Linked DNA regions of Mus musculus: region 2 is linked to region 1. Evidence: chromatin loops called from intact Hi-C (ENCODE). Cell type or tissue: gastrocnemius. All regions are shown on one strand. Each heading gives the region's core, and the rest is flanking DNA. Links, peaks and the distances in the headings are about the cores only.

The links. A loop is a pair of places that touch in the nucleus more often than their neighbours do. Peaks named below come from ENCODE experiments on the same cell type or tissue, not always from the same donor. Only the 100,000 strongest peaks of a DNase experiment are listed, where the experiment ranks them.
Region 2: a loop joins it to region 1, with 8 times the contacts of the local background. A loop is called at or near these places in 8 of 42 quality-filtered maps.

Annotation. Positions count from the first base shown.
Region 1 is chr17:67,346,686-67,362,496 of GRCm38, reverse strand. Ptprm (protein tyrosine phosphatase, receptor type, M) reads left to right here and starts at 8,038. Exons shown (of 31, transcript NM_008984.2): 1 at 8,038-8,540. The coding sequence starts at 8,468. It overlaps Gm36152 (a long non-coding RNA gene), which reads right to left and starts at 3,675. Exons shown (of 3, transcript XR_385718.2): 1 at 3,610-3,675; 2 at 3,151-3,251; 3 at 2,591-2,719. In gastrocnemius, for the core only: CTCF peaks have their summits at 7,925 (motif pointing left) and 8,889; DNase peaks (open chromatin) are centred at 7,815, 8,625 and 9,042; H3K4me3 peaks cover 4,895 bases; H3K27ac peaks cover 5,277 bases.
Region 2 is chr17:67,662,272-67,678,082 of GRCm38, reverse strand. No RefSeq gene overlaps it. Among named protein-coding and RNA genes, the nearest start is that of Lama1, 27 kb to the left of the region's middle. In gastrocnemius, for the core only: a CTCF peak has its summit at 9,889 (motif pointing right); a DNase peak (open chromatin) is centred at 9,892.

The DNA of each region.
Region 1 (15,811 bases), core at 4,025-12,024:
TCTTATTTTTATCTTTGCCCCTTCATTTTATCAATTAGCGAGTACCATGAAGCGTTCTGGAAGGGGACACAGAGAAGGGGTAGCCTTTTGCCTTGAAGACGTCTCCACTACTTATTATGTTTTTGAGACACTCTGTGTCCTAGGATGACCTTGAACTCCAGATCCACCTGCCTTGGCCTCCCAAGTGCCAGGAATTGTGCCACGTGCCACCACTCTGGAATTAAGTCATTATCTTTGAAAGGAATTAATGTCACGTGGACATGTTGGAATAAGGCCCACCTCCCCCAGCCCATCAGGATGGGAGCACCCACACCTACGCCACTGTATCTTCTAAAATCACCACTTCATTCTTTCAACAAAATTAGCTGTCTATGTTCTCCAGATACCTGCCTGATTACCGTGGCCAGCCCGTGTTGGATCGGTACTGTATTGAGCAAATGATCACCTTTACAGGTGTAAGCATTGAGATCATTGTAAAAAACAAGGTTGGCACATGGGGGTGGGGGCCAGAGAGTGGCAACTTGGAGAACTTGGTGAAGAATTTACAATATGAAAAGAGGCCATGTGGTTAAGCAAAGGACCCTAGGACTAAGAGTATCGACCCTTAAGCCCTCTCACTCTGCCAAATACTGCTGGGTGAGAGACACCTGAGACCTCATTGCATCAACTTATCTTGATGACATCACTCTTTTAGCTTTTAAAGCCCCAGCTACCTCATCTTTAAAAGGGTACCATAACCTTCGGTTTTAATGCTGTAGCATAGCGCTGTGCCCATAGGAAAAATTTAGTGAACAGTATCTTAAAAATATATGGGGCTGGGGAGATGGATCAGTGGATAAAGCTTTTGCCTTGCAGATATGGGGACCTGAGTCTGACCCCAGCACTCACCTAGAAGGGCAGGCGTGATGTCATGGGCATGTCATCCCCAAACTGGGGAGGCAGAACAGGAGGAGGATCTCGGGGATCAATAGCTATCCAGAATAGCCTAATATATGAGCTCCCGGCCAATGAGAGAGCCCGACACAGAAGAGGTGGGAGGAAACCAGAGGCTGTCATCCAGCTTCCATGCACACCTGTCACAGGTGCCCCCTCCCAACAAACCAGAACACATGCATATGCATAGGAACAAATCTATACAGGGATAGGCTTGGGTGTCTCCTCTTAATGGAACTGTCTGTCGTTAGACTGCAACATTGGGACACTTAAAAACATCCAAGATGAAGAGAAAGTACAGATGATCTTTCCTTTGATGTTTCCCCCTGAACTACTTTTCCCATCTCCCGAAAAAGCCAGCCTTATTACAGATCACAGGACCCAGGACACATTATTGAGATAATTTAATCTGAAGTAGGAATGACATTGTTAGCATGGCGTTCCTTAATAGTATTAGTCAAGCTGAGCTCTAAGGAACATACCTATCGACTTCAAAGGTTTTTTTTTTTTTAAAGAAAGTGAAACAAAAAGGAAATAAGATTCCAGGGGAACTCGGTAGAGGACCACAGTTTCCAGCCCTGAGTCCTGGATAATCTGACTAACCTCCAAACTGTGTTCTGAGAAAAAAACAATTGTGTCATGCAAAGGCACAGGCGCTAATCTAAAACAAGCTGGTTCAAAGCCTCCAGGCAAAGAGAGGAACACAAAGGCAGATACTCTCTCCTTTAATGAACCCCCACGTGGAGAGTGGCTGCCCCTGGGTGAGCTGCTGCATAAGCCTTTGAACTGACTGGGATTCAAACAGTGAAATGTCATTTCACACTTCAGGAGCTGAGCAGAGACAGCAGATCTCTCAAAAACTTCCCAGCTCCCCGAAAAGTTTGCAGAAAGCATTCTCTTCTGGGACTTCTGGGGCCAGGAACAAAGGAAGTGAGATCTGGGGATGGAGATCAAGTCTCCACACAGCATCCTTTCTACTCTTCCCAGACATGATGAGCAATTCTTGAAACCCACAGCTGGCTGAATGTGGGCAGGTGGTCGCCGCTTCTGTGTTGTGTGGCCGCCGCTACTGTTCAGTCATGACAGTGAAGCCTTGATTCTTGTCCTACCTGCACCAAAGGCACAGGAGGGCATGGGTGGTTGTTTCCTGTAGTTCAGGATGTAGCAGCAGAAGGCCTGGCTCCACAGGGGACTCTTCAGTGTGGTGTCCTGTCTGCACTTAAACAGGGTCACCAGGAACCTTTGAGCACCTTCTATACAGATATTCATGGAAGGAAATGGGATACCAGATGGGGCTGGTGACTATCTAGATGGTCACTATCATCCCCAGGAACACAGGTTCAAACATAGATGTAAAAAAAAAAAATCACATTTTCTAAAATATGGAGATTACTTTCTAGAGTCCACTTGTTATAGATGTTTATGATTATGCAGGGCATTCTTAGAACCTATCAATGTACTCAACCATTTTACCTAAAACTGTAAGAAGATGAAAGTTGACACCAGAAAAAAAAATAACATATATGTTAGATTAAAAAAATTTTTTTTTCCTCTTTGCAAATGGCAGCCTCCAGTCCCATCTGGAAAAAAAAACAAAATTAAACAGAAGATCCTATCGTAGGTTATTTTGTATTGCTATAACAACGTACCTGTGATGGGATACTTTATCATGAAAAGAGGTTATTGATCTCACAGTTCTGGAGGCCTCCGGGTATGATACTTCCCCTGGCTCTGCCTCATGTCTGACCCCATCGTTGGCGAGGATTGAGCAAAAGAGCAGCCATACCTTAAGAGGGGAAGTGAAACCAGGGAGGATCTTGGTTTAATGCCTGCATGTTAAGCTCCATACAGATCACTAGAGGCAAAGTACCTGGAATTAGCCTAGGCTCTTTGTATCTCACTTAATTATCAGCTCTGAAATCAGTACTTTTGTATTCATTTTCCAGAAAGTTGTGCTTAAACAGAGAATGCCTTACCCAGCACTATCAAAGTCTAATGATGTGGAGGTCAACAAAGAGTCTGTAATCCACCACCCCCATGCCAGGCAAGCATGGTGGGATGTTTATTTGTACTCTGAGGGTACCTTATGGGCAAAGCATAGAGATAAAAACCCTTGGCGTGGCTGGTGATTCTACCTGGGTATTTGAACACTTGGAAACGGTGGCTTTGGGACTCCACCTGGATGGGCCTTGTCTTTTGTCAATGGCAGGCTCTGACCTTGGCAGGATGTGACCACCCACGGAGAAGAGGTCCTCATGTTCAGGTGCCAGCAGGCCTTCCATGGAGAATGCTGAGGTGAGCTGGTTTCCTCTTGCCCCCTGAAAAGCCAACGACACCTTTCTTACTCCATTTCGTCCTCTTTGGTTCCACTCAGACTCATTCACGGTGGGCTGAATATGGGTTGTTCATATTCGTAACCTCTGCCTGAGGTTGCTCACTTTGAAGAGTTTAATCTCTATTAGGAGAGTGAAAGAGGGTAGAAACGTACTGTCCTGTTTGTAGAAGGGGACGTTGCCACATAACTAGGTTAAGAGACGGACCACAGGGTCATCCCTGTGGTTGAATGCTGCTGACCTGGTTTTCAGTGGTGGAGATGACCCCAGGGTGTTGCTAGGGTGTTGCCCACAGACCTACATCCCTTATAGGAAGGAATGGTGGGAGAAGACATCTGCATACCTCTCCTTCTCTGCCTCTTGCCAGCAAGCAGGTCATCACTAGGTACGACCCGTGACCTTGTTCCTCAGAAACAAGAGCTGCTATGGACTTGCTTTGCAACCGCCTGATCTGTGGGGGTTGTGGCTGCAGAAAATGGAGCAAGACCGCATTCCTAAGGAGCCTGTGGCTGTGGAATGCGGTACACATTGGGTGAGGCAATCCGCTTGCTCTCCTCACACCTGAAGATAGAACTTGGGAGTAAAGCCTGGAGGTACAGCATCTGCCAAGCATAGGGGAGTCTTTGATCCCCAGCAATGCATCTAAGAATCAAACAGCCCACAGCTGAGTCAAGTGGAAGACGTTGCATATGCTAAGTGTGTATGAGTCCAAGAGCTTGCATGTCACATGGTCAATTCCCTTCTCTGCCACTCCTGGGCTCACACAGTCCCAGAGGCGAAGAAGAGATGGGATCTAGGAGCTAGGGTTTAAGATACACTGTTGCCTAAAGCTCCCCCCCCCCCCCCGGCCCCGTGACCATTATAATAATGAACCATGTTTGCTCACTGTCTCAGAGTCCACACCAGGTTTTCTGGTAGAATGCCACTGTGCAAGCCAGGCATGTTGCTGTTGTTGTTGTTGTTTAAACCTGATACAGTGAGTTTCTTTAGAGGGTGGTTCTGATGCTGTGATTGGGGGTCTATGTGAAGATCCTTACCTGCAATTGGCGTTTGGTCTATCAAGAGAGATGCCAGTGGCCAATGGCTGAGCACCAGGGTGGAACATTAAGAGTTGAGCAGGTAGTTGAGAGAGAATGGGGGACTTGGAGAGGAGAAGGGGACACGGTAGTGGGTGAGATAAAGCCAACAAGCCATGGAAGTTTTGGGGGACATAGCCTCCTGACTGGGCATGGGGTAGCAGGGGAAGTATTAGGAGCGCCCAGTCATTGAGGCAGCCAAGGCATTTTAAAAATAACTTGTGTGTGTGTGTGTGTGTGTGTGTGTGTGTGTGTGTGTGTGTGTGTTTTCTATTCAAGGATGCGAGATAGCTTCTGGGTGGGTGTGCACATGGGACCGGCCAAGAACACAAAGTACTGTAGACCAAACGACAAGGTACAAGTTTCAAATTCAGAGCTACCTCCTCCCACCTTCCTTGACATACTTCGTTCAAGGGAACATATTGTTATGTAACCTATACAGTATGCATTTTCAATCTCCATCTATATTTTCAGGATCCAAACAAGTGTGTAAAAATGGGAACTTACTATTTCAGGAAGGCTGAACGAAGAAAAGAAAAACCCATAAAAACAATGGGAATTTATTTTCCTTTGGATCACATGGAAGTGACTGGAAAAACAGAGCCATCCCTCTGGGGTAATTGGCATGTCTTAGAAACCGTCTGCCTGTGGTTAACCTCCAGTCAGTGTACCTAACACTCAGAGTATGGGGGGGGGGGGGAATACCCAGGCTATGGTCAGATTAGTTTCCATTGACATTTTGACTTTTACAGATGTGAAGCAAAATTAGCATCGGAATCATTGTGGTCCACAGTAGTGTCCCTGCACATCTCAGCAGCGGCCCTACCCACTAATCTACCAAGAGAAGTGGTCTCCTTTCCTGCCTGGGCCTTGGAGGGCCCGAGTGTCACAATGCTATATATGCATGTGCAGAGCATACTCAAAGCCCTGAGTTCAAGCCCTATTAATGTGTGCATGAGTGTGTGTGTGTGTGTGTGTGTGTGTATATATATATATATATATATAGATAGATAGATAGAGAGAGAGAGAGAGAGAGAGGAGGGGGAGAGGAAGAGGAAGAGGAGGAAAAGAAAAGGAAAAGAAAAAGAAAGAAAAAGAAAGAAAAAGAAGAAGAAGAAGAAGAAGAAGAAGAAGAAGAAGAAGAAGAAGAAGAAGAAGAAGAAAAAGAAAAAGAAAAAGAAAAAGAAAAAGAAAAAGAAAAAGAAAAAGAAAAAGAAAAAGAAAAAGAAAAAGAAAAAGAAAAAGAAAAAGAAAAAGAAGCTTCCTATTGCTGGTTGGTTCTTTTTCAAGCTGTATTAAGAAGACACCTTTGCCAGCCTGATCAACCTCTGGTAACCCAGACACTGACTGGGCTTTTGATTTTATTCTCCCAGAACCCACTCGTCTTAGAAACTGGCCTGACAGCACTCCTCACTCTGGCCAACCATTCTGCAAATGTCACCTTTGTCCCCAGAGAGGCAGGAGTGACCGGAGAGTGGTTAGACTGAACAGAGAATTCTCTACAGATGAAAACACAAGTCAAAGACAAGTTCCCTGGGAAGGCTCCTGCAGGGACAACCCCATGGGAAGGCCCTGCTTTCTTTTTATTTAGACCAAAGGTGGCTTTGAGGCAGTAAATAAACAGGGCTCCCAGGAATCAGAGGGTGCCACAACCAAACCCCCGTCATTCTTTAAAGCATGGACTGGAAATAGTGCAGTTAGCTCAGAACTGTCACCTGTAAGAACAGAGGGACAGCTGAAACTCACAGAGCCCCCAGGAGGTTTTAAGTCCTGAGGGAAGAAATGCTTTCTGTGGAGAACTAGGGTAGACTGTGGTGACAGCAGTTAGATACCTAAATCCAGGGGGGCTGAGTTGACATCCTGTTCTCAAGTACACCAGACACTGTCCTCATTCTGTCCCTAGTCTCTTTTCTCTCCTTCTTGGGAATCACCTCAAGTCAAAGTCACCCTAGCCCAGGGTCTGTTTCTCAAGGAGCCACCAGCCCAAAACAGCCTTCAGCAGTTAGCACAATGCCTCCTCTGTGGTTTGCAGTAATTGTATTGTTGGGGAGGGGGAGGGCAGCAATTGGAATGTAAAAAAAAATATTAATTATTAATTAAAGAAAGAATTGACACATAATTAAGAATTGACGCATGTGAGGAATGGAGTTTTACATGATATCAATCTCTTCATCCAACATAAAGATGTTACGGGAAAGCAATGAGAGCGCAGTTGGTTTTTACCTTTTTTACGGATGCACCCACAAGCATCAAAATGGGGTGGGGGGTGTGTCTGTCACCGTTCGCTTTTAAAAAGCAAATCTCAATTATCTTATAAGGTATAATTTCATCAAGAAAATCAAGTGGCGGATTAAACCTCTGTCACTTGTTGATCCTTTTGAATTAAGTATGAGACTTCAAAAATTCCCTTCCAAGTTCAGGAGAAGCCCAGCAGGCTCGTTTTCAGATAAAGGCTAGTGGCGGCATAGGATAGTGGCAAGTGAATGGTTAACACTGAGATTTATGAATGGAAGGCCTCATGAGGACTCCTGCCTGAAAACAAGCTGGTCTTGTGTTTGGTCTGGAAGACATAAAAGTACTGGGTCACATATGTCCTGGGAGATGATCGCAAACGTCATCTTTGGCCGGTTCTGGGGCCACCAGAGAGCCTTAAACCAGAGGAGTGGGAGAGTCACTTATTTCTTTGGTCTTTAAAGCACCACTAAGCAGCCAAAGACAGTGTAAAGGTCCCCCAGGGAAAGCAATGTAAGAGCTCTTGTTGAGCACTAACCTACTTGCATGTATCACAACACAAATTGGGATCTTAGTTTAACCAGCATGGCCCGCAGTTAGCTTGGTAAATAACCTACAGGTGCCCTAATGGCTGTACTCTGAGCAAGATGAAGAACGGCTTTTAAAAATAAAATAAAATAAAATAAAATAAAATAAAATGAAATAAAATCTTGAATTTGAGTTTTAATTTAATCATTAATAGCGTTTGTGTTCACTTAATAAAATAGTCGTCTCAGACCCCAAACGGCAAATTAAAATGTTTCAAGACACTCTCCATTTGCACCAGCTGCAGAAATCCTCGGTTCTGCCCAATCCATGGTTCCATGCAACTGCTGTCTTCCTAGCTCCGGGCCGCACTGGCGGCGACACCACGCAGTGGAGCGGCAGAAGCGCATCCTGCTTCTCAGGCGCGGGGCTCGGGCACAGAGGCTTGTGTGTCCCTTGAAAGCAGCAGATCAAGCGGCCCTGGGCGCTGGCGGCTCTGGCTTCTTCCTGGTCGGCGCTCGCAAGCCAGCCGCCACCGCCACCGCCCGGGACACTACCGCCCCGTGCCTGGCGCGCTCCAACTACTCGCCGTCCGTGACCCGGGACAAACTTCTGGCTGGGGCGCGGTCCCTGTCCCCGAGGCCAGCGTGGGAAACCCGAGGCGCTGCGGAGGCGAGCTAGGGTCGAGGGTGGCGCCCCGGGAGGTTGCTCCTGCCCGCCGGGTCCCGCCCGCATCTTGCTGGTGGCCGCCCCACAGAGCCCGCAGGCGCCGCGCAGGCCGAGCTGGCCCGGGGCCGGGGACACGGGCGCTCGCGCCCTCTAGCGGGCCGCGGCGGCTCCGGCCCGGCCGTGACGTGGGCTCCTTCCAGCCGGCCTGCGGGGCATCGCCAGTCAGTCGCGGAGCAGGAGCCCCGCGCGCAGCCTGCGCGGGCTCGGCCATCGGCGCGCCACTGCCGGAGGTGGCTGGGGCTGTGGGAGAGGCGGCGGGCTACAAGCGCGCGATCACAGCCACGGCCACGGCCACGGCGCCGCGGGCGGCTCGGTCCCGATTAGGGGTAGCGCTTAGGCGGGCTCATCACCGGATCCCAGCGAGGATTTGGGCTCCGCGGGCGCGCCCTCCGCTCTCTCTCCCCGTGGCGCCAGACTCTAAGCGGGGGCCAGCGGGAGGGCAGGAGGATCCAGGACGCCGTCCCCACGCCCGGGAGCCGCGGGACTTCGGACTTGTGCAACTGTTGTCACTTTGGGGTCTGGTGTTTCGCTGCTGTCGCGTCTACCCTGGCAGCCTGCAGCTTAGGCTCGGGTCTCCCTTGGCTTCCCGAGGCTACCGGCCGCCGCCGCCCCGAGGCGGCCCGGCGCGTACTCAGCACCATGAGGACACTTGGGACTTGCCTGGTGACTTTAGCTGGACTTTTGCTAACTGCGGCCGGAGAAACATTTTCAGGTAAGCGAGACACCACTACCGTTCCCGGGGCGCCTGGGACGTAGGCGACACCCGGGTGGGAGAAGTCCGAGGCGAGCTTCAGGGCCGGGCAGGGGCAGGGAAGACCCGGCATCGCGTAGCGGGTGAGCCGGGCTGGCGGATGGCCGGAGGAAAACAGCTGTGGAGCCACGGAGCCCGTACAGTACACGCAGGAGCCCGCAGGACAAGCACGGGCGCAGAAACAGGGACCTCCATCTCGGCCCCTGTACCCTCAGGGCCTGGACTTGTGCATGGGGGCTCAGTGTTCTTGGGCGGCCTGGGCAGGAAGGGCAGAAAACTTTGCCTAAAGTTCCCAGCTGTAGCCGCCGGGAGTAGGCGCTGAGCGGGCCTCTCGACCCTGGAGGCAGCCGCGGTGGACTGCCAGTGCTCAGCTGAGCTTGCGGCGAGCGTCAAACCTAGAGGTGTAGCTGGCGACCACCCCAAACTTGACATCCCTGCCGCCCCCTGCCCGGCGCGGTGGGCGACCTCAGCGGGTCCCCTCTGTGGCGCGGCTTCGCTGTGCCAGCGTTCCCTTTCTGCACCGCGGGAGGTTTCTGAGATCCTAGAGGAATCTGCTGCTCCCCAAGCCCTCGCCACTGTGGCTGAGCGCCCAGATTCCATCCTCGGCCTCCCTAAAGGTGTGCAGCCCGGGTCCGGACAACTTGCTAACCCAGCTCAGCTGCGCGGGGGTCCTAGCTGAAAGGAGGGGGCACGTACTGGCTGTGTGCATCAAGCCAACCGGAGGCTGTGCTCACCCAGGCTTCGCGAGCCTTGAGGAGCTCTTGGTGTAGACAGAGGGATCTGGACCAGAGTCAGGGGTCAGGAGCAAAACCGAAGGTGGGTGGCACAGAGTAGCAGGGCTTCTGGTATCTTCTGTCCCAGGAGGACGCACGTGGATGCTTGGCAAACGCTGACAACACGCGCACACTGCCTCGTGTTTATTAGTTTCACGAATGTCCACACACAATGGTGGCAGTGGAGTGTTACCTTTCTCTTTTAATAAAAAGGGCCGCATTTAACCTTGAACAAGAATTGCAAAATGGGGTTTTATGTGTTTTCGGGAAGGCTGAATAAATTTGTTTTAAAAAAGAATATTGGTGAAAGGAACTTTCATGAAAGTAAGGAGTACCATTTACAGACATTAAAGCCACATAGACCTCTGGCCAGTGGAAGCATCAGGTTTGCCTTTCTGGGCATCCTGGGATGCTAGTCCTTTGTATTCATAGGCACGGAATAGGCACATAGGTTACATCAGGCTTGGTGCTGAGCAGCAAGACCCTTGCGCATAGTTGGTGGTAGAGAGGGAGAGGAGCTGCTACTCAGCTGTGCAATGTGTTGAACGAAACCCAAACTGACAACTTCGGTAGAGAAACGCGCTTCCTCTAGCTTACTTACTTTCTCCCTAACAGTGTGGCCATCTCACTGCAGATGAGGTGTTGATGCAGGCACTCACAGCTGTCTGATAAAAAGTGGATACAGATTTTGGCTGTATTCTTATTAGTAAATAATAAAGTAAACGTGTGTCACTTTGGAAGCCCCGTAACTCGGTATTAAAAGCCAAGTTTGAAGGCCTAGGTGATGTTTTCTCTCTGTTAGCATGCCTAAGTCTCTTAGATGGGGTTTGTTTAAATTTAAGCTGTGTCAAGTGTCATTGTGGCAGAGTCTTAAATCGTGTCTAAGGAGGTGGGCAAAAGTATTTGTATGGTTCAGTGGTATTCTTCTTAAAGATCCTTAAAGGATCCTTTTAACTAGCAAAACAAACTTTAGCTAACATTTACCCTTATTTTCCTCTTGCTGCGGGGGGTGGGGGGGTGGGGTGGGGGAAAGTCATTTCTATTTGTGTTTTGGTATGGATGGAAACACCTTTCCTTTTCTATTTGGAAATCTAGAATTATCCTTGTATGTTAGCGGGGAGAAGGGAAATGAAAGGCTGTGTAAAAACGATTGTTGGGAGATGTTGAAAATGTAAAACTTTGAAGTTGCCAAGGTTCCTGTTTGCAAAACTCAGACTTGTTGCTGGACCTCCCATGGCCCCCTCCCTCAGGCTGGCTTTTGGAAAACAGAGGCTGGGCACTTTCTGCTCTGGGAGGTTGAGGGTTGTACGGTTCATTATGTGCACGTTGAGAAGATTAATTCTGATGCTGTGGCACCAGCATCTCCCTTTCATACAATTCTGCAGTATCTGGCTGTTGTACACTGGTTCAGGAATACAGTGAAACATCCTACTGTAAGCCCTTCCAGGGCTGAGCCCTCCCCTGCCCCATCTTCCCATATAACACTTAATTTAGAATCTTGGACCTAACGCCCGGCACTTACTGTTTATTTTATAAGTTACTAGCGTGAGTCACTCACTGCCTTTGGCAAGCTTTGAAACTGTGTAACTGACTGGCCTGACAGGGAGGGAGGGAAGGAGGGAGGGAGGGAAAGAAGGAGGAATCCCTGACAGACAGTCTTTGCTTATAGCTCAGTGGCAAAGGCCTTGACTTGGGTGCTCAAAGCGCAGGGTTCCATACCCAGCCCCCTTCCCTCCTACAGTTTGAGCTGACATTTTCCTTTTGGTGCCCACCTCATGGATGAAACCATGAGTTTATGCACTCATTTTTGCTGTCCTCCTCCATGGCTTTCCTGCCTCTTAGAATGGGCGTGGAGTTGAGACTCATTACCAATCATTTATAGAAGTGAGGTAGGCTCTTCCCCGCCACCCCCTCTAGATTTTTCAAAATGGACTCAGTATAAGGAAAAAGAATTAAGATTTGGACCCACATGGATTTTATAATCCATGAGTGTTTAACTTAAACATATTTTCCATTTTTTACTCTATCAAATTGCTAGGCAAAATAGCAAAGTTAACTGTCTGTCTTTAGGTTTAGGTTATTAAAAAGGAACAAAAACAACTTCTGTAAAAGGCATATAATAAAGGCAAAAGGACAGGCAAATAACACTGCTTAAGCAACTCTTTTCCATGATGAGGAGCCAAGGAGTTGGCCAGCCATTCCTCTTTGACCCATTTAAAAAAGCCAACTTGTAGTAAAGTTGGGCAGTGAACTGCTTAGTTCTCTACATGGGCTGATGTGTGAAGTTTGGAAAGCTCTGGCTCGCAGACACAGGACAGAGTTAGCTCTTTGTTTCTAGTCAAGTATTGGGGATATCACTAAACCAGCCCAACTTTGTGAACCGGCTGGCCCTCCACCGGTTTTTAATCTTTCAGGGATGTTAGGGGGAACCTGTGGGAATCTGCTGAAGTGTGTGTTGAGCGTGAGGGCCCTGTGCTGCCAGCTGCTCATTTGTTAACCTGGGTAATTTTTCCCTGTTATGTAAGGCACAACCACGAGGGAAGTGAGGGGGACACTCGTGCTCTCTGTGCAGCGCCTGCAGTTCTCTATAAGTATAAAATGACTTCATCAGAGTTTAAGGAGAGGCAGCGGGTCTGTTTAGTGGGCCAATGTTTTGTCTGTTTTGGATAACTACCCTCGTGACTTTTTTTACATTTTTGTGCTACAATCACTGGATAATTGATAGGAAGAGACACTTCAAGTATCAATCGGTGAGCTGGAAAGGAATGTGGCAGGAAATTACTATAGCGTTATATATCCTTGGAGTTTATGTTCTTATGAAGAACTGCTTGAGCATAATAAATTGTTCTGATGTAGAAAATTACAGGTTTTAGTCTATGTTGTGTGGGGTTATTTTATGGGTTTTCAGATAGGAAGCTCCTGACATACGGTGAAATATGAATACTTGGATACATAACTGGAATATTTCTGATTTTCCTTAAGGAACCGCTGTCTTTAATTATGTCTTCAGATTACGTGAGCCCTGAGACATTGGTCTACGTGAATCTATGGATATATCTAAGTTTTCCCACACACCGTCGTGGTTTTTTTTTTTTTTTTTAATTATTAAGGTGCCCTACCCATTCTAGTGGAACAGCTGTGGTTTAAATCAATATTTGCTTTCTTTGAGATTATACTTTAAATTTCGTGACATTTCCTAAGATGCTATATTATTTAAATATTTGAACTATACTTTTCATTTCAGAAGGATGGGCAGGAATTTTAAGTGAGTTAAATGCGTTTTGATAATGGTAAGTCAGCGGTGTATATGCTGATACCCGAGGAGACCAATAGAGGGCGCCACAAGTCCTGGGAGCGGAAGTTACAGTGGGTTCTAAACCAAGCCGTGTAGGTGCTGGGAACCAAATTCAGTTCCTCTCTGTTCAGCAAGTGTTCAGAACCTCTGAGCGATCTTTCTGGCCCCATGGGTCAAATACATTTTAAGAACATTTTTTTTTTCTAAATGTAAAATATTCTTAGGTAACATTTACCATGTCTTTTTCTTTCATTCTAAGATTTTTTTTTTTGAAAACCCACTCTTCCACCAATTTTCTCCCTTTCATGTCTTTCTGTCTTCCTATCTCTATGAATACAACACAGCCCTGCTAATGGGCTTATCTCATAAGCCAGAGAAGGTTTAATTATGGCCGTTTTTCCAACTCACTAATCAAACATTTTTAAAAGAGACAAAATGCTATAAGCCTGCTATTGTAAGGAGACAAGGCTTCTCTGGTTTTTAAAATACTGTAGAGGTTTTAGGTTTAGTCATCAGAAATCCAGAATTCACCCTGTAACTCAGAGCGGGGTAGGGTGGAATAAGTAGGCATTGGGTGGGGAGAAGGAAGGGTGTAGCCAAGAAACTTCCTGCTCCACAAGGCACTGGGGGGGGGGGAGAAAGAAGGGGGAAGGGAGGGAGGGAGGGAAGGAAGGAGGGAGGGAGGGAGGGAGGGAGGGAGGGAGAGAGAGAGAGAGAGAGAGAGAGAGAGAGAGAGATGAATAAAAGCAGAAAACATGAGGAGCAAAAAATATTTACTAAGATGGATGGGCCCTGTGGACAGCATTTAGCTCTGCTACTGTTATTGAAGACAAGTGGGTTCCTGAAACAGTGGAGACTCGGCATGGTGTTCATGCAAATGGTAAACATCACTTCTGCAAGGGGAACCCTGTATCCTCCTGGATTTCCTTGGCTCTGAGTTGGGAAGGACCACCTTAACCCATCATTTCCAGCCTGGTGGGTGATCCGATGGCCTTCACCTTCAGCATAGAGCCGGGGGCCTGGAGCATCTAGGTGCAAAGTCTTGTGGCCACAGTTTGAGACACGTTGTTTCAGAAAAGGGCACCCTAAAGTGTGGTCCATGGGTCAGCAGCAGAAGCAGCAGTATACAGGAGGATGGGAAATTTGCAGGTTCTCATCTCTTCAGCCAGAACCTCCGGGGTCAGGGCCTAGCATTCTGTTAGAACAAATACTCCAGGGAATTCTAATGGGCCTGAGGATCTAAGAAACAGCATGGAAAAAGACTTGAAATGATCAGACTCCCCTCACTGGAGCTGAGAGGGAACTGGCGTAGAAAGATAGAGAGCATTGACGACTTCCTTAGATGCCATGTTTGCCTCATCAGCATCTAGATATGGAGTAACCATGGTAACTGTTAAGTGGGACCACAGGTGTGGGACCACCATGGCCTGACTTGGGAAAGATACTAGACCTGGCCAGCAGGGTTTAAAGACAGAAGAAAGGGCTGTAGAGATGGCTCAAATGATTGCTACATTTTTACTTAATGTAAAGTTTGAATTAAATCGTTGAATTAAACTGTCGTGTCCAGCCATCAGAAACCTCTCCAGGTTGGAAGCGTGTACAAGATACTATCACTTCTAAGAAGGAGCCACCACTTTGTGCTTATTACACTGGGATCCTTACACTGGAGTATTCATTGTGCACTTGATGTTTCCACAGCCCCTTGGTAGGGTTCAATAAAGAAGAGTAGTTGTCAGGATTTTCAAATCCACCAATAATTAAAGAGGCAGAGACTTCTCTGGGGTGACCCATTGTGTGACAGTCAGAACTTTGGGACAGAACCGTGAACCTTGGATTTTTGGAAATATACCTATCTTCCAAATAGAAAGTAAAAGGTTTCTGTCTTCTGTTTGAAGTGTAACCATGTGTATCTGAAATTAGAGCCTAGCTTTCTGATTGGCCGATTGGATGATCGCTGCATCTCTGGCTTTTAAGACTCCAGGTAAAGGAAAGGGATTTGTGCAGCTACCATAGATAGACTTGAACACATTCAATGGGTGTTTTCTCAGAAACAGAGGACTTGTCAGGATCCAGGCGGTTTCCCATTGCCTCTTCTCTTGCCCTCCCCCACCACTAATCACTAGTTCTAGCTGTGTCCCCAAACCACCTGCCTGAGCCAGAAAGCATCCCGGGTTCACTAATTTACAGCCATGGAAGGAGACGATGGTTAGCAGATCTCCACCAGCTTCATAGGTTATCAGCTAACTCCTTATTACAGAATTAAGCTCTTCTGTGTCAGCTGCTGACTCTTCAGTGTCGCTGTACTTTTGTGTGACTCCATGTGACCTATAGACAACTTTTGGCTGGTCTGGGACAATCGTTTCAATTTCCCCTTGCCTCTGTGCTCGTGTGATATGCTGACTTAGTCTCTGTAGAGAGAGGAAATTGAGCAGCAGTAGTTATTTGCAAATCAAATCAAAGTTCCTGCTAACCCTTTGGAGCACAGCAGATTCTGTGCTGTGCACCCTGGGTATGTGTGTAGCATACAGTTACCCGGACAGCCCACGGGCAGGAGCTTACATATGGCATCGTGGGTTTAGGTATGGAACTCTAGAAGTCACTAAAACTTGCTTGGCAATCTGACCCAGCCATTGCCTTGCTTACCACTCCAAGTGGTAATTACCCATGAGTCATTTCTGACTCTTTACAGGAAGCACAAGCAAGGGGAGGGACAGGATGCTGCTGCAGCTTCCTGTAGACGTGGGGACCAGAGCAGGGGACGCGGCCTCGAAGCCAGAGTGAATGATGACTTCAGGGCATCAGGAGCAAATGAACGAGGGTGGAGGAGCCGGAGACCTGCTGGAGGTGAAGGCTCTGGAACTTTCCTTGGATGAACAGTCCGCTGCATCACAATGATTATGTCAGTGTGCCAGAGCCTAAATAAAAGCCAAATATTCACCTCTTATTGAGCTGCAAGGTGGAAAGGCTGATAGAGCATCTACTTGTTTTCTGATAGATGAACATTTCTAATCACTTGTTCAATATGCAAACGGCAAACTTGTTGCAAACCATCAGAAAGGCGTCGCAGTCTGACTTCCTGTGGCCATCTGAGGCCTCATTCGCTTCTGGGCTTCTGTCTGTGGAATCTCAGGGGCATCATGGGTGGGCTTTCACGGGGACTGGGA
Region 2 (15,811 bases), core at 5,089-13,088, 310 kb before region 1:
GTGTAGCATAAACATGGCAGATGCTGTTTGCTGGCAGATTTATCCTCAGCTAGCTTCCTTACACATGCCAGAACTAACTACGTAGGGAATGGTGCCACTCACAGTGGGCAGGGTCTTTCTACAGCAATTAGAAACAAAGACAACCCCATCAAACATACCCACAGGCCAACTGATGTAGGCCACTCCAGAATTGAGATCTCTTCCCAGATAATTCTAGGATGTGTGAAACTGATAATTATCAAACCAGGGTGGCAAACAATGGAGTATGATTAACCCTAAAGAAGAAGGAAACTATGATGTATGTTACAAAATGGCTACAATTTGAAGACAGTATGGTAAGCATGATTCGACTTAGATGAGGTTCTTGAGTTATCCAATTTATAAAGACAGGATAGTGACTACCAAAGCAAGCTGTAGGGAAGACCAGAAGATTGTTTCATGGATCCAGAGGTTCAGGTTGAGATGATAGAGAGTTGTAAATATGGAAACGGATGGTGGTGTTATGTAAATGTGGATACTGTCTCAGTAGGAAACACAAGCCCTGGGCTCCTGCTCTGACCATATGCAAACAATGCTCTATTGACTCCATCTACTGAGAGTGAGAATAATTTGCCCTGGCTCAAGTTCAAAGAGAACCTTAATTTCAAAGCTTTAGCCAGTTCTTTATGTTCCTAGGATAGAGGTCTGGGAATCATGTCCCTTTTGTTTTGTGAAACACCATGTGAACTCTTTGACCATAATGACTTCTCCCTGGAGTAATCTCAGTGGGTGAGGTTACAGAAGAGAAAATCAAATTTCCCTGCTCCTGAGAATAGGATTTTTTTTTCCTCAAATTATCAATGATCTAAATCTTGCTCCAATCAAAGTCTAGGAAGATAAAGTTTTGGAATGCTAGGACCAGACAGAGGAGCAAGAACAAGGAGAAAGGACTCTGGGAGGGCTTGAGAGACCTCGGGAAAACATGGCAGCCGGTTGAGCGTTGAGTTGATGTGATGTGGGATGGGTGCCTCTTTGTAACTAATGGTGGGGAATGTTTTCAACAGCATGTTTTAAACTTTCAGATACAGTTCTTCTGATGTTGCACTTTCCTCAGGCCAGATTTATGCCAGGGAATGGTGCAGAGAAAGAGATGGCATCCTAGGTGACAAGGATGGTGACAGACGGGGGTGGTATTTTGGAGTCATCTGATCCTAGAGTTCAATGAGGAATCCTTCGTACAGCTTTCTGAATAGGAGGTACACACATGGCCGTAAGCCATGACAGGGCTCATGCATCCTGTGCACGATTTATAGATAGACAAGGACTGGTTAATTCAATTTGCTCTTTAAGGATCAAATGATTTTAAAGGGAAGATAACTAGAGTACATCAATGCGACAGAAAATCAATGAAATACGTCAAAAGTATTTCCCTCCTTATTGTTGGAGTCAACACCTATTCTATCTGAATGCCTCGTATTCTTTGTGTACATGCCTCGCCTTCCAGCGTCAGGGTTCTGTCCTTACTGTGTTCAATGTTTTATACAGTCATATAAAATTCTGCTGTGCCTAATAGAAAACTCTAGATATTCAACACACACACACACACACACACACACACACAGAGAGAGAGAGAGAGAGAGAGAGAGAGAGAGAGAGAGAGTCTTATGCACAGAATTCTTGAGGCAGCTGGTCCAGAACAGATGTGAAGTGCCAGGAGATCTCTAGCAGATTTGATGGTTCTAATTTTCTATTGTATAATTTCTATCCTGAAACTTCCCTTTTATTCTTCTATGTGTATATATAGACGTGTGTGTGTGTGTGTGTGTGTGTGTGTGTACATGTGAATGTGTGTATGTTTATGGGTGTGTGTGCATGTGTGTATACACGTGTATATACACACACCTTAATGCCATCTACCTCTTGTCTACCAGGCAAGTTTAAAGATTCCTGTCTGGTTCTGTTTCCCAGCGCACCTCAGTACATTTGACAGCTTCCATCCACACATGGCTGCTGGTTTGTTTCAGCCATATTTCCCCTTCTAGACTTTTCCTCCCTGTACACATCTTTTAGTTCATTATCCATTGTTGTGACAAAATACACCAGGCTAACTAATTAGTAAAGAAGAGAGATTTATTGAGCCAAGTACATAGATTCCCATAGAGCACTTTTCTACAAAATAAAGCAGGACTACCAGCCAGATGTGGTCTCTCCCTTCTGCTGTCTACTTACTTTTCAGAAAGCATCCCCCCCCCCAGTACCATTCTTTTCCTCTTAACTGCCATAAATGATAATCAGTTGTCTGGCTAATATTTTAAAGGTCTTACCTTAAAAAAACAAAAAACAAAAACAAAAAACTCTTAGCTTACTTCTAGGTTCTTATGAAGATCCTAGATTTTATTCCTGAGGCTTTAGTGATTCGCTTTGACTGTTGTGTAGCTCTGGGTCCTGTTACATATTTGTAAACTATGTGAAAGTCCAGCACTCACGAACACACTCTTGGCAGATGCGCATGCAGGCACAGTGTTTGTAGGGATGGTCCAGTCTCATGGTATTTGAGGAAAATACTCTTAACCTACTGCATTAAAATGCTCTTATAATGTAAACCAACTGACTATGTTTGAATCTACTCAACCCACATTGTTCTGTTGGTCATTTTGGTCATGTTTTTTGTGGTGACACTTCGTAACATTCTCTGTAATCATGAAACCTATAGAGATGTGTAATGTTCTCTTTCTTTTTCCATTCCCCATTATGCTACATCTTTTTTTTTTAATTCCCAGCTTCTACAAAATTATGTTAGGATTACATCTTAGTTCAAGTTACTATTGCTGTGATAAAAATACCATGACCAAAAGCAAGTTGGGAAGAAAAGGGTTTATTTGGCTTACATCACTCATCACTGAAGGAAGTCAGGACAGGAATGTTAAACATGGCAGGAACCTTGAGGCAGGAGCTGATGCAGAGACCATGGAGGAGTGCTGCTTACTGGCTCACTCACTGTGGTTTGCTCAGCCTGCTTTCTTATATTTATAATTAAGTTGAGAGAATGGATATGCTACCAACATTGAATCTTTGCTCATGATTATAGTATATATCTTAAGGTTAGATTATAGCTTTTAGCAAAAAAGTCTAACCTATGATTAGACTCACTCTGATGTATTATCATTATCATTATTATTATTATTTGTAAGTAGGAGTGCTTGTTGACTTGTTTCCCAGTTATTGGTTACTAGAGTTTTATTAGCATATACGTCAATCATTGCAAACAAAAAGGGACTACTTCTTCTCTAACCTTAATTTTTTTCTAGTTTATTTTTCTTGTCTTATGTCAGGTAGAAACTAGCAAGAGACATGCTTGCCTCATTTTGAAAATCTTGGCCAATTGCCACTTTAAGCAGACATTTTGAAGAGCCCTTCATCTTTGCATTTCTTTATATTTGCCTCAAACGTCTATTGTGAAATACTCTTGAATGTGTGTAAGTTATTTTACTTTATTATTTGAGATTAACATGTGAGTTGCTAGATTGATTCTCAAATGTTAGTTGAGCCCCTCAACTCGTATGTTCTAAGAATTATTGATCATTGGTTAGCCTTTCTTTTCCTTTTCCACTTCCTTGACAGTAAGATAATCTAACAGCACACTGCCCTGTGCAGCAGCCATGCTGTGAAGCTCCTCTCAGTACACATCGCAAATCTCATAAATGTTGCCATCATTTCCTTTGAATAATTTCCGTTTTGGAACAGTGTTTTATGTTTACAGAAACCCTGAAAAGATGAGGGTTCCCTTATTTGTATCACCTGTTTCTAGTAATACTAACATTCAAAGCTAGGAAGAAGCAACTGTTGCCGATCTGCCAGTTAATATGAACAGGTCGCTGCTAATAGGTCAGTAGGCTTTCTGATTAATATCTGTTCATGTTCACATTCAGGACACTACATTGCATTCAACTGTATTGGCTTGGGCTCAACTGACCAAGACAGTGTCTGAGTGTTCTCTTACTTTGATAATCTTTAAAGTATTAAAGGCCATTGTTCAGACATTGTATAGGATGTACATCACGTCAACCTTCTGTCGTTTTTCTATAGCTACAGCATACTTACAGGTTTTAGACAGAGATCCAGAGAGGGCTCCTATCTATCCCTGGAGAAATGTGCCCACTAGAACTCTCACAACGTTTGTCTTTCTGTCTGTCTCCTCCCACAACAGCCTTGATGACATAACATTTGCCACTCACAGGCCTCTCCTCTGGATCTAAACTCAGTGGGTCAATTCATATGGCTATAAACGTGGATTCTCTTTCTCTCAGTGAATACCTCAGTCTACTCTAGTTCTCAGCATGTATGGAATTTGGCAAGTGAGTTCAGGAAAGAAATCATACACAATCTCAGCTGGTATCAAAGGAATTTAGATCCACACACATTCTCTCCCTGTCTCACACACACACACACACATATATACACTCATACTCACATATTTACAATCACACATACACTCTCATACACATCCACACACTCACCTTCTCACTCTCTCTAGTCATTTCCCACTCTGTGCCATGGGATCTTCAACTGTACAAGGAGTATTGTACTTTATATGACATTGGTTGGTTCCCATGAAGAATTCACATGAAGCTATACAGGAGTTAGCCATTGTACTGGCTGGTTTTGTGTCAACTTGACACAGCTGGAGTTATCACAGAGAAAGGAGCTTCAGTTGAGGAAATGCTGCCATGAGATCCAACTGTAAGGCATTTTCTCAATTAGTGATCAAGGGGGAAGGGCCCATTGTGGGTGGTGCCATCCCTGGGCTGGTAGTCCTGGGTTTATAAGAGAGCAGGCTGAGCAAGCCAGGGCAAGCAAGCCAGTAAGGAACATCCCTCCGTGGCCTCTGCATCAGCTCCTGCTTTCTTACCTGCTTGAGTTCCTGTCCTGACTTCCTTTGGTGATGAACAGAAATGTGGAAGTGTAAGCCAAATAAACCCTTTCCTCCCCAACTTGCTTCTTGGTCATGATGTTTGTGCAGGAATAGAAACCCTGACTAAGACAGCCATGATGGCAGTATTGATGCAGCTCCCTGACTTGATGGCAGTGTTGATGTAGCTTCCTCACCTCCCTTTATATTAGGAGGCCAGGCTGAGGAAGTGATAGAAGCTGCTGCTGCTGCTGCTGCTGCAGAGCTGAGTCTCTGTCTCTTGGAAGTTTCCATGTTTGATTTCCACGTAAACACTGTAGTCATCAGAGTCGGCAGATACCCAGAGGGTAACCGGGCTTACATGTCACTGTATGGTACACCCTATGCCAGGCAGCTTTCCACTGCTATTACAAATTCCAGACACGATCAGTTTATGAAGAAAATGGGTTATCCATGGAATCACAGGCTTGAAGGTGCTAGTCCATGATCATCTGGTCCTGTTGCTTTGGGTCTTGGGTAGAGAAGTGTTTGTCTGGTGAGGATATGACGCAGAGGAGACAAAAACACCAGCTGCTATAACGCCCTCTAAGGGTGTGTTCCCAGTGAAGACCTCACACTCAACCCCACCTCTTAAAGGTTTCTCTACCTCCTAATAGCACCACTCTTGGCAACAAGCTCTCAGCACAAGGGACTCTGTGGATTGTTCCAGATTCAAGCCATCATGGGGTGACCATCTTTCCTCTATGTCTACCATCCTGCCTACTTGCTGACTCTGCCTTCCTCCTGGAGACAAAGCCTCCTTCCACAATTGGGCTTCTGCCAAAGGTCACGCAAATCCATCAGAGAAATTGACTTATGGTTGTATACCACCAATAGATCATCTTGTTTTATTGTGACCCTGATAGTTCATTATAGAATGCAGTCTGGAGAGGAGGGGACACTTGTCCTAAAACAGTGTGCTGGCCTACTGCACTCCCTAGAAGCAATTACCCAATTGACGGAGGGTTCCACCAGACAAAGTATTCAGTCGAAAAAAGAATGTGACCTCTTGGGCTATCCGTTCTGTTTGGATGGTGGGTGGAGCATCAGACTACAGCACAGTCTTTTGACAAGATGAGACACACTTAACGCCTGTTGTGCTTTGTTTCTTAGGCCTGACCCATTGGGAATCCAGAGACTACAAACATGTGCCTCACTCAGGGCACTGATGGGCACATAGTCAGAGCTGTGGGGGCCTTGTCATCTCGATGCTTGGCATCCTGTTTCTTCTCTGCCTCTGTGGTAACACCTTCTTGTCCATCCCAGCCCCTCCATCCTACTACCAAAGGCTGCTTCCGTCCCAGGTTTGAGTCAGGCATCAGCCACGTGAGCTTCCATCTTCAGGAATAGATTCCTACTCTCTGTGGAAGCTCTGAAGAACCATTTGTCAATATTCCATTTCTCCTTCAGGGACTGGAACGGTGTTGCAGTCCCTCACCTCCCTTCATATTAGACATGAGCGTGTCACCCTCTCAGGGCAGACCTGAGACCCGTTTGTGCCACTGTCAGGAGGAAATGGGCAGAGGTTGTGTGTGAGCCGCCATGTGGCTTTATAGTGGTTAAGGACATGGGTGTTGAGAAGGAGCCGTCCCCAGTCCAGGACTCCAAGGGATGATAGCAAGCCGACCTCCAGCCAGGCTGCATTTCAGCAAGATGAGGGAAGCAACCTTTGTCGTGCAGTGCCCAGTATCCTTTGCTCCAGCTTTGTCATGAACATGCTCTGAAGTCACACTCTGTGACAAGTGTCTAAGAAAATGCAGCCACAGTCCAGAGAGCTAATGCTGGGATTAGGATGGGTGGAGACTGGGGCTGCACTTACACTATACCCAGCAGAGCAACAATTGGTATGTCACCTTGCCACCTTTCCACATCTCTGTGTTTCATCCTCAATGACTGTCCAATGTGTATGCCCTCCTCTCTGTAAATGCCTAGAAGGTGCTTATGTATGTGTGTGTATATGATGTATGTATGTGTCTATCTATCTATATCATATACACACATATATAATAATATATAATATATGGGATAATATATATTCCATATATATCTGTCTTAGTTAGGGTTTTACTGCTGTGAACAGACACCATGACCAAGGCAAGTCTTTTAAAGAAGAACATTGAATTGGGGCTGGCTTACAGGTTCAGAGGTTCAGTCTATCATCACCAAGGTGGAAACATGGGAGCATCTAGGTAGACATGGTACAGGAGGAGCTGAGAGTTCTACATCTTCATCTGAAGGCTGCTAGCAGAAGACTGGCTTCCAGGCAGCTAGGATGAGGGTCTTATAGCGCACACCCACAGTGACACACCTACTCCAACAGGGCCACACTTTCTAATCATGCCATTCCCTGGGCTGCACATATATAAACCATCACAATATTCTAATATGATATGTAGTATGTAATTATATATACTAGGATAAATATACATATATATGTACACACACATATATTCTAATCACTCAATGAGCTTTTAATTAAGTTTCTTTCCTTTTTAAAAAAATTCCTATATACTGCATGTATGTTTGTGTGATGGTGTCCATTCCCCTGGAACAGACAGTTGTGAGTTGCCATGCCTGTGCTGGGAATTGAACCCAGGTCCTCTGGGTGAGCATCCAGTGCTCCATATCACAGAGCAGTCTCTCCAGCCCCTTGATTAGGTTTCCCAGCACACCTGTGTCTTGGATTCTTCCCCTATAAAGTGGGAATCACAATAGTGCTTGGCTCAGGGTTGATGTGAGAGTTAGAGGCATGAACATCAAGACATTTACATCTAAATAATGGCTAGAGAGTAATGAGGACAACAGCAGCCACATGAGAGAAACCTGTAAGCACTGGCCACTGGTTAGTGCCACTTCTTTCTTCCTTTGGACAAGCATGATGTATGTGTGTTGTACATTTTTAGCCATCAGCTTTCTAGGGGAAAGTCTTGATTTGTAATGTCTGCCAATTGTTGTGGTTGAAATAGCTCCCTGTGGCTATCACCAGCGTGATGCCACAGAAGGCAGAATCAGGACGCATGTGCAGAAACCCATCCCGCTACTTACATACACGGACAAAAGGAAGACGAAGCACCTCGCTGAGGTAGTGGCATAAGATAAGAGTACTTATCTTGAAAATATAACACAATTTATCTCATAATTCCTTTATAAGATGTCATTCTTTGGGGATGTTTGGTTTGGTTTTAGCTTTGTTTCTGTCTCATCCACTAGGTCAGGCTGGCCTTGAGCTCACTATTGTAGCCTATCCAGGCCTTGAATTTATGATCCTCCTGCCTCAGCTTCCAGCATGCTGGGATTAATGGTACAACTATCATGTTCAATTTTGTTGTTGTTGTTTTTGGTTTGTTTGTTTGTTTTGTTTTTGTTTTTTGTTTTTTTGAGACAGGGTTTCTCTGTGTAGCCCTAGCTATCCTGGAACTCACTCTGTAGTCCAGGCTGGCCTTGAACTCAGAAATCCCCCTGCCTCTACCTCCCAAGTGCTGGAATTAAAGGTGTGCGCCACCACTGCCTGGCTCATGCTCAATTTTTATTTATTCTTTAGTAAGAATAAATAAAAATTGTTGAACAACTGGGTTTCAAAATGGCGGTATGAGGCAGTGTTACCACATTATTGAATATGTCCACTCTCCTGATCTCAGTGCAGATGACACCAGTGCCTGAGTTCAGCATTGAGCCTTTGAGTCCCCAACACAGAACCTTGAATAGCTCCAGCCAATCTGCTAAAACTGGCAATCTTGTTAAGTTTTTCTATGTGACTTCCCACATGAAGTGTATCATAAAATTTGGGCTACAAAACTCAGAGAACAAGTTCTTTTATTTTGTTTTTGAATTATTTGACAACTATTCAATAACTTAATTTATGGTTCTCAGGTTCTGGTGAGCCATGACCACCCTGCACTCTCAAGTGCTCTGACAAAATAGGTAGACTGGGTGTGGTGGCATTCACTCATGATCCCAGCTCTGGGGAGTCAGAGACAAGAGGTTCTCAAGCCTGAGGGCAGCCTGGGCTGTCCATAGAGAAAGCTTGTTGTCTCAAGAAGGAATAATAATAATATATAACAATCACACAATTTTAATGCAATCAAATATGAATGAACATTAAATATAACAGCTGCTTAAACGGACATGTTTTTGACTTGACAGTCATTTATCCACTTATTGACATCTACTCTGAGGTAATGTTGGCTGGAATCCTGAGTGATCAATGTGTCCCCTTGGACTCTCCGAAATCCCTGTCCTGTGCTTCTATAAGGCTGCGGCTGTGGCCCTGAGAGAAGACACCAGACAGAGACAAGCAATTCCAAGAACGCCGGTGCAGAGATTGGGTGGATGTTTGCGCTAAACTAAAGAAAGGAAAAGGAGAGGAGTTTGAGATTAGATGTTTGTAACTTTAGGCTACAGGTCACGTGGGTGGAGATGACCCCGCTAGTTGGGAAATAAGGTAGTCTTTTGGGAGAGCTGGTGCAGACTCAGAAATGCCAATAGGTATGCAGCAGCTACATTCCAAAGCTGGTAGTCCAAGAGCTGGGGAAGACTGTCCAGAAAGCACCCACAGTCAAAGATAAATAACAGTGACCATAGACATAGTGATCACCATTTCTTTAAAATGAAAACAAAAACCGTAAATCTAAACATTTCTAAGCAGGCTCAAGGTTCTCTCCCAAATAATCTTCTAGAACTCAAAGTAAGAGGCAGATTCTTACAGGACCATGAGTATGCACAAATAATTGTGGATACCCCCTGCCAGGTGCCCTGATGGAGTGTGCCTGGGCCAGCCAGAGCCCCAGAACCCCTCCCAGTAATGTTAGAGGTAAAATGGAGAGTTTTCTAGTTAGGGTTTTAGACTAACCTAAAATAAATTACACTGAACTCTAGAGAAGTCATCTTAGTTTTTGGTGTGAAGGGTATCGGACTTCCCTGAGCTCAAGATTGTGATTCTTAGCTCGATGCCCCACTAGATGGCGCTGCTGATCCACACAGCTGGAGAACCCACTCTATCAGAACTAGTGTCCTAATTTGGTTGTGTTTTACTGTGACAGTATGCTTTCCTGTGTTGGCATCAGAGACTCATTCCATCATCTCCTTGGTCTTTAGCAGAAATCTCTGTTTCAGTGCCTGTCTCTTTTGCTCTAGCTCCCTGTCTCTGTCTCTCTGTCTTTCTCTCTCTCTCTCTCACAGAGAGGGAGGGAGGGAGGGAGAGAGAAACAGCAGAGAGACAGACACAGGGGGACAGACACAGAGGGACAGACACAGAGACAGACACACACGCAGACACATACACACAGAGACAGACAGACAGACACACACACACAGAGAGAGAGAGAGAGAGAGAGAGAAAGAGAAAGAGAGAGACAGACACTGGGGTACAGACACAGAGACACACACACACACAGACACATACACACAGAGACAGACAGACAGATGCACACACACACACACACACACACACACAGAGAGAGAATTCTTACAGTATAGCTTCTGTGTGGCTTGCACATTACCATTTAGATGATGCTCATCCCCCAAGCCCCATTCCTTCCTTGGGTCCTTCTGAGGATTCTACAGGAAAAGTGGAACTAAAGAAGCTCCCCTGCCTCTCCATAGCAGGCTTCCTTTCCTATCTCCTTTCTTCTCACACCCTCCCTTCTTCCACACAACCTTCCTGACGCCCTTCCCCAATCAGAGCCTTCGATCCCCACACCTTCTCCCTCAGCTTCCCTGATGGTGCCTGCTTGACCGGCTTAGTCTCTGGAAGCATCTACCCTCTGTCACATGAGGTTGTCTGCCTTCCTCTACCCTGCAGGGGGAATGCTTGGTCTCCTTGGAGCTCAGCTACCGGCTGCAGCATCCCTTCTTGCCGGGTTTAGGAGAACTGGTTAAGGACATGGGCAGGTGGCCTGATGACTTGGTCACTGTCACCAAAGAGTCCAGAACCTAACTGTCAGGATCCATACTAGTTAATAGCCTTGCAGGCTGCCATTCTTAGAGAGCTCAGTGGGGGAGGGAGGCTGAAGGAATGCACAGGACTGGAGACAACCTTGAACTTGAGATTAGAAAAGGTTCCCGAAGCAGAGTGGGTGAGCTGGCTGAGGAAGAGAAAGCAGAGCTCACCAACGCCATGGAGAGCAACCCCACCAGGCTGAAACGAGTGCTGAGAATTAGCCAGCTGAGCCAGGAAAGGCAGCAGAGACACTCTGTGAGGGTCTTGGAAGGAGCCAGCAAAGTTCCTCCAGACCTCCCTGGGCTGGGCACTGCCCCTTCCTTTGGCCACTCACATAAGGCCTCAATCCAGTACCTCAGACCCTGTGCTCATTTGCAAATCAGCTGTTGGCGTCTGTAATGAAAGTATGTTGGAGTCACACAGGAGTAGGGCAGGCTGTTACTCAATGACTGGTGTCTCCACAGATAAGAAGAAAGGGGGACCAGGACATAGCAGAGACAGACTGGGAGTGTCACAGCTAAGAGACAAGACTCACAGCATCCAGCAGAAGGTGCCAGAAAGGCTCCTGTGGGGTGCATGGCACACATCACAGCCCTTAATATTTTTATATCTTGGACTTGGGGTCAAGGATCCAATAGCATCCCGCCCATGACAGACCCTTTTTAGATTCCACAATACACTTGTTTATTCTGGACATAGATGTGAGACTCAAAGATATTAGACTGATTTCCAGTGATGTCCAGGAGGCCTCCATGCCACCCCAAGTTGAGGTGCTATGTGATCTATGTAAAATAGATCACAGTCAATATAGTTACTGTGTCAGTTGACGTGTATATTTCAAAGTGTGATAGCATGAATACGGTTTATTTTTAATCCATGGGAGTTTTTCACCCTGGAAACTTGGTTCCCAGTGTGATGATGATGAGGTGTGGTAGAATCATTGAGACCTGGAGCCTCCTGGGAACTAATGAGGTCACTGGGGCATCACCCTTGGAAGGAATTAATGTTGAGTTTTTAGAATGTACTAATTCTCAAGGAAGAATATTGTCATCAAGAAGACCACCATGTGTTGACCTGTTTCTTATACAGTCCTTTTCCGCTTCTCTACAATATGGTGACATAATCACAGGGACTTTTGCCAGCGCTTACAAAGCCAGAACTGTTTGATTTGGAACATTGAGCCTCTGGTGAGTATATGAGTTAAATACACTTAAAAAAAAAAAAGTCCAGCCTCAGGTATTTTGGATACAGCAACAGAAAACTAACACATGCATATAGACAGCATCTTTGAGGGTTAGCACAACAATATTTGTATAGCCGTATAGCCATTCACTAATTCAGTGAGCATAAAATTAAGTAACATCAGTCGTGCTTTGGGCTTGAACCCAGATATGCAGAAGATGGGCAAGCATGTGCAAACTGCCTGCCATCTCTGAATATATTTGCACAAGTGAGTAAAGGTTTGTTGTTCGAGGTATAAGATCTGAACGTTCACGGGGATCAGATGCCGGTGAAGAGTTTTTCAAAGAGACTAAAGGCAGGGCAATTTTACTGTCTTCTTTTTGTTGTAGCCAGTGACATTGGAGTAGAAAGACGTCACACCCTATTAATTCCCACAGTGAATAGTATTTCCTGGATCCACAGTAAGCAGGGATGTTTTCACGTCATGAACATTGTTGTCTGAGAGTTTCAAATGAGTCCTCAACACCGTGAGCAGTGAGTGACCACGTCTCTCTCCCACATACTAGACAGTGGTTGTCAGCTGCTGGAGAGGGGTTCGCTGGAGTCCAGCCCAGAGGTAATTCTGTACCGCTTCACCATGCTCACACTCAACAACGTTTAGTGTGAGCAAGATGCACGTGACAGAAAGAGAAGTCTGAAACCCAGGTCAGGCCTGGTGTATTGGTCAGGGTTCCCTAGAGTCACAGAACTTATAGAATGTCTCTCTATATATTAAGGAAATTTATTGTAATGACTTACAATCTGTAGTCCAACTAACCCAACAATGGGCAACCGTGGATGGGAAGTCCAAGAATCTAGTAGTTGCTCAGTCCCACAAGGCTAGTTGTTTCAGCTGGTCTTCTGTAGAAGTAGATTCCAACAGATGTGCTGGCAGGTAAGTACAATCAAGTGAAGAGGAGTGAGTTTTCCTTTTTCCAATGACCTTATGTCGGTCTCCAGCAGAAGGTGTGACCCAGATTAAAGGTGTGCCTAGATCTGGAACTTGCTTTGTCCTAGGCTGACCTTGAACTCAGAGATCTCCTTGCTTTAGTCTCCTTGGATTAAAAGTCCATACTTCTTTGCCTGGGCCTAAGCTTTTCATGGCGACTATACCTCAAGATCTCCATGTCAAGATCAGAACACAAGGTCAGAAACTTGTGTCTTCCAGCCTCGAGATCTGGATCATGGGTGTACCGTCCACTTCTGGATTGCAGTTCATTCCAGGTATAGTCAAGTTGACAATCAGGAATATCTACCACGCCAGGCATGGGGTTATGTACTTGTGATCTCAGCACTCCAGAGGCTGAGGCAGGAGAATAGTTCGTGTAAAGGCTACTTGTGAGCTACACAGTGAGACCTTGTTTCCAGAAGGCAATGTTTGGTGATGTAGTTTAGTAATCAAGGGGTTAACAGGAACTTGCTCAGTGTGTGCAAAGCTCAGGGTTCTACCCCACCCCCCACCCCCTGCACAGATTCATTGCCAAAGAGCTGTCCAAAGAGTCTCTAGGCTCTGGCCACAAGAAGAGAAAAAGAAAGAGGAAGGGCTTTCTGGGAAGTACAGGTGTCTACCTCGTTTGAGTATGTCTAGGTCTCCCTTAAGAAAGTCAAAAAGCAAGAGAGAGTGGGAGGGAGAGGTATCCCAGGGCTACAGTGCGTGGGCATTGCATTGACAGAAGAGGGGACACATGGGCCAGACTGGGGCAGACTTTGAAGCACCTTTGCAGAAGAGCATCCTGCAGAGAGAAGGGACCAGAGAGAGGAGTCTGTGGCCTAGAAAGGGATGGAAAGATCAGTGCTGTGAAATCACCCAGAGGGTGCATTTCCCACCACACATCCCTAGGGGTGGAGCTTTGTTCATGTCTCCAGCTCTATGTGTCTCTGGAGACCACATAGAAGAATCTCTCAATATCCTTGCCACGGGACCTCAACACACAGAGAAAGACGTTAATACCAGGTGCCTTAACTCCATACAAGAGGCTTGCTTCTGCTGTAGGTCCCACCCCACACTTTGCCCTGCCCTGGCAAGGCCAGCCATCTATGGCTGATGTATCACCACATCCTACCAGGCCTGAGCTGGGGAACACTTTCTTGTTATAGAGAGATTTTTTTCAGGTCTGCAGAGGACACTGTTCTGGGCATAGAGAAAGCTGGTGGGCATCTCCTCAGCTTTGGGGATGAAGATTAGATGGTTCAAGCATGCAAGCAGCCCTGAAGAGAGAGAAAGTTCCTTGAGTCTTGCTGCTAGCAAGGTCAGTTCATGTAAACCCGTTGAGCAGTGCGTTTTCTCCCTGCTGACTTTATTATCTCTATTTTTTGAAGAGCTGGCATTTTAAATGCTCCGAATGACATAGAATCTATCTTAATTATAACCTTTCCTCTCAGGGCAAAGAGTTGTCTATGAAAGAATTTTTTAAATTTCTTAATTAACCTGCAGTGACTTTACTTTGCCAGAGCTCATGTTCTGGGCGCATTAGGATCTCTGCGCTCTCTCTCTCTCTCTCTCTCTCTCTCTCTCTCTCTCTCTCTCTCTCTCTCTCTCTCTCTGCTGCCCAGAGTAGTTTTAAAAAAACAAAACAAATCAACAAACCCAACATAATAAAGATGGAAGAAAAAAAAATCAACAACCTTCTAGCAGTAAACTTCTGGGATATCGGAGGCCAGAAAGTTTGAGGAAGTAGGCAGCTCGCACATGCAGAATATAAAGTCACAGGTCTCGGAGATTAATGCTCACATTCTGCACAGATCGTTTCCAAGGGGATGTTTGAGGATAAATTGCTCTTTTTTTTTAATCTGCCTCAGATCTAAATTTTGATGATGAGGTTTTTATAAGCAGGCTCTAATTCATTAATATGTGGCTTTTTACTATCCACTTTATCTTCCAAAGACAGTCCTTAATCCACCTAAGCAGAGATTGCATCTGGGTTCAATAAGACGAGAACAGAGGAGCAATGGGGAAAGAAACATGTCCTGGCCCAGCTTCCCTTTAGAATCTGTCCATTCCAACCAAGGGGGACTTCCTTGGAATAGAATGCCTTCAGGCTCTCCACCAACGCAGCTTCTCCTCAGACCTAGAAATGATCCAGCAAACATATGCACAGGGTCGTAGATTTATAGTGTATTAAATTAACAAAATTAACATAACTTAACTGCAAGAAAACAAGGATATCTCACCTTTCCATCTTTAACTTGCCTTTTTCAGATTCTTCTTTGTGTCTGATGGCACAAGGGAAGCCATACGATTTTGGGGCACAGGGTTGAGATAATGTTGGTCTAATGTAATTTAGGAGAAGCAGTAGCTATGGGATGCTAAGGGGGGGGCATCTCAGGCTGATCTTTAATGGGTGCTATCTCCTAGGAATGCTGTCCCTTATGGGGTCCTGCAGTTGCTAGGGCCATGTGTTGTATGATCATTTGGGCTTCCTAATTAGGGAGGATTAGAAGTTCCTAATCAGGAAGTATTAGTTTCCTGACCTTACTTCCTGCGCCATATACTATTTGATATATATATATAAAGCATAGTAATTAAAACCTTAGGTAGTATTAAGTATTATACCACAAACTCCCCAGAACAATGTCCTCCACTGAGATATGTAGGGAACATTTTTCATCCAAACCACCAGTGACTTTTATGAAGGAAGTCTAAAAAAAAAATCAAAACGGGAATCCATGTGATCAGTGTCACACAAGGTACCCTGAACCAAATGCAGGGTCAAAGGTCTGAGCCC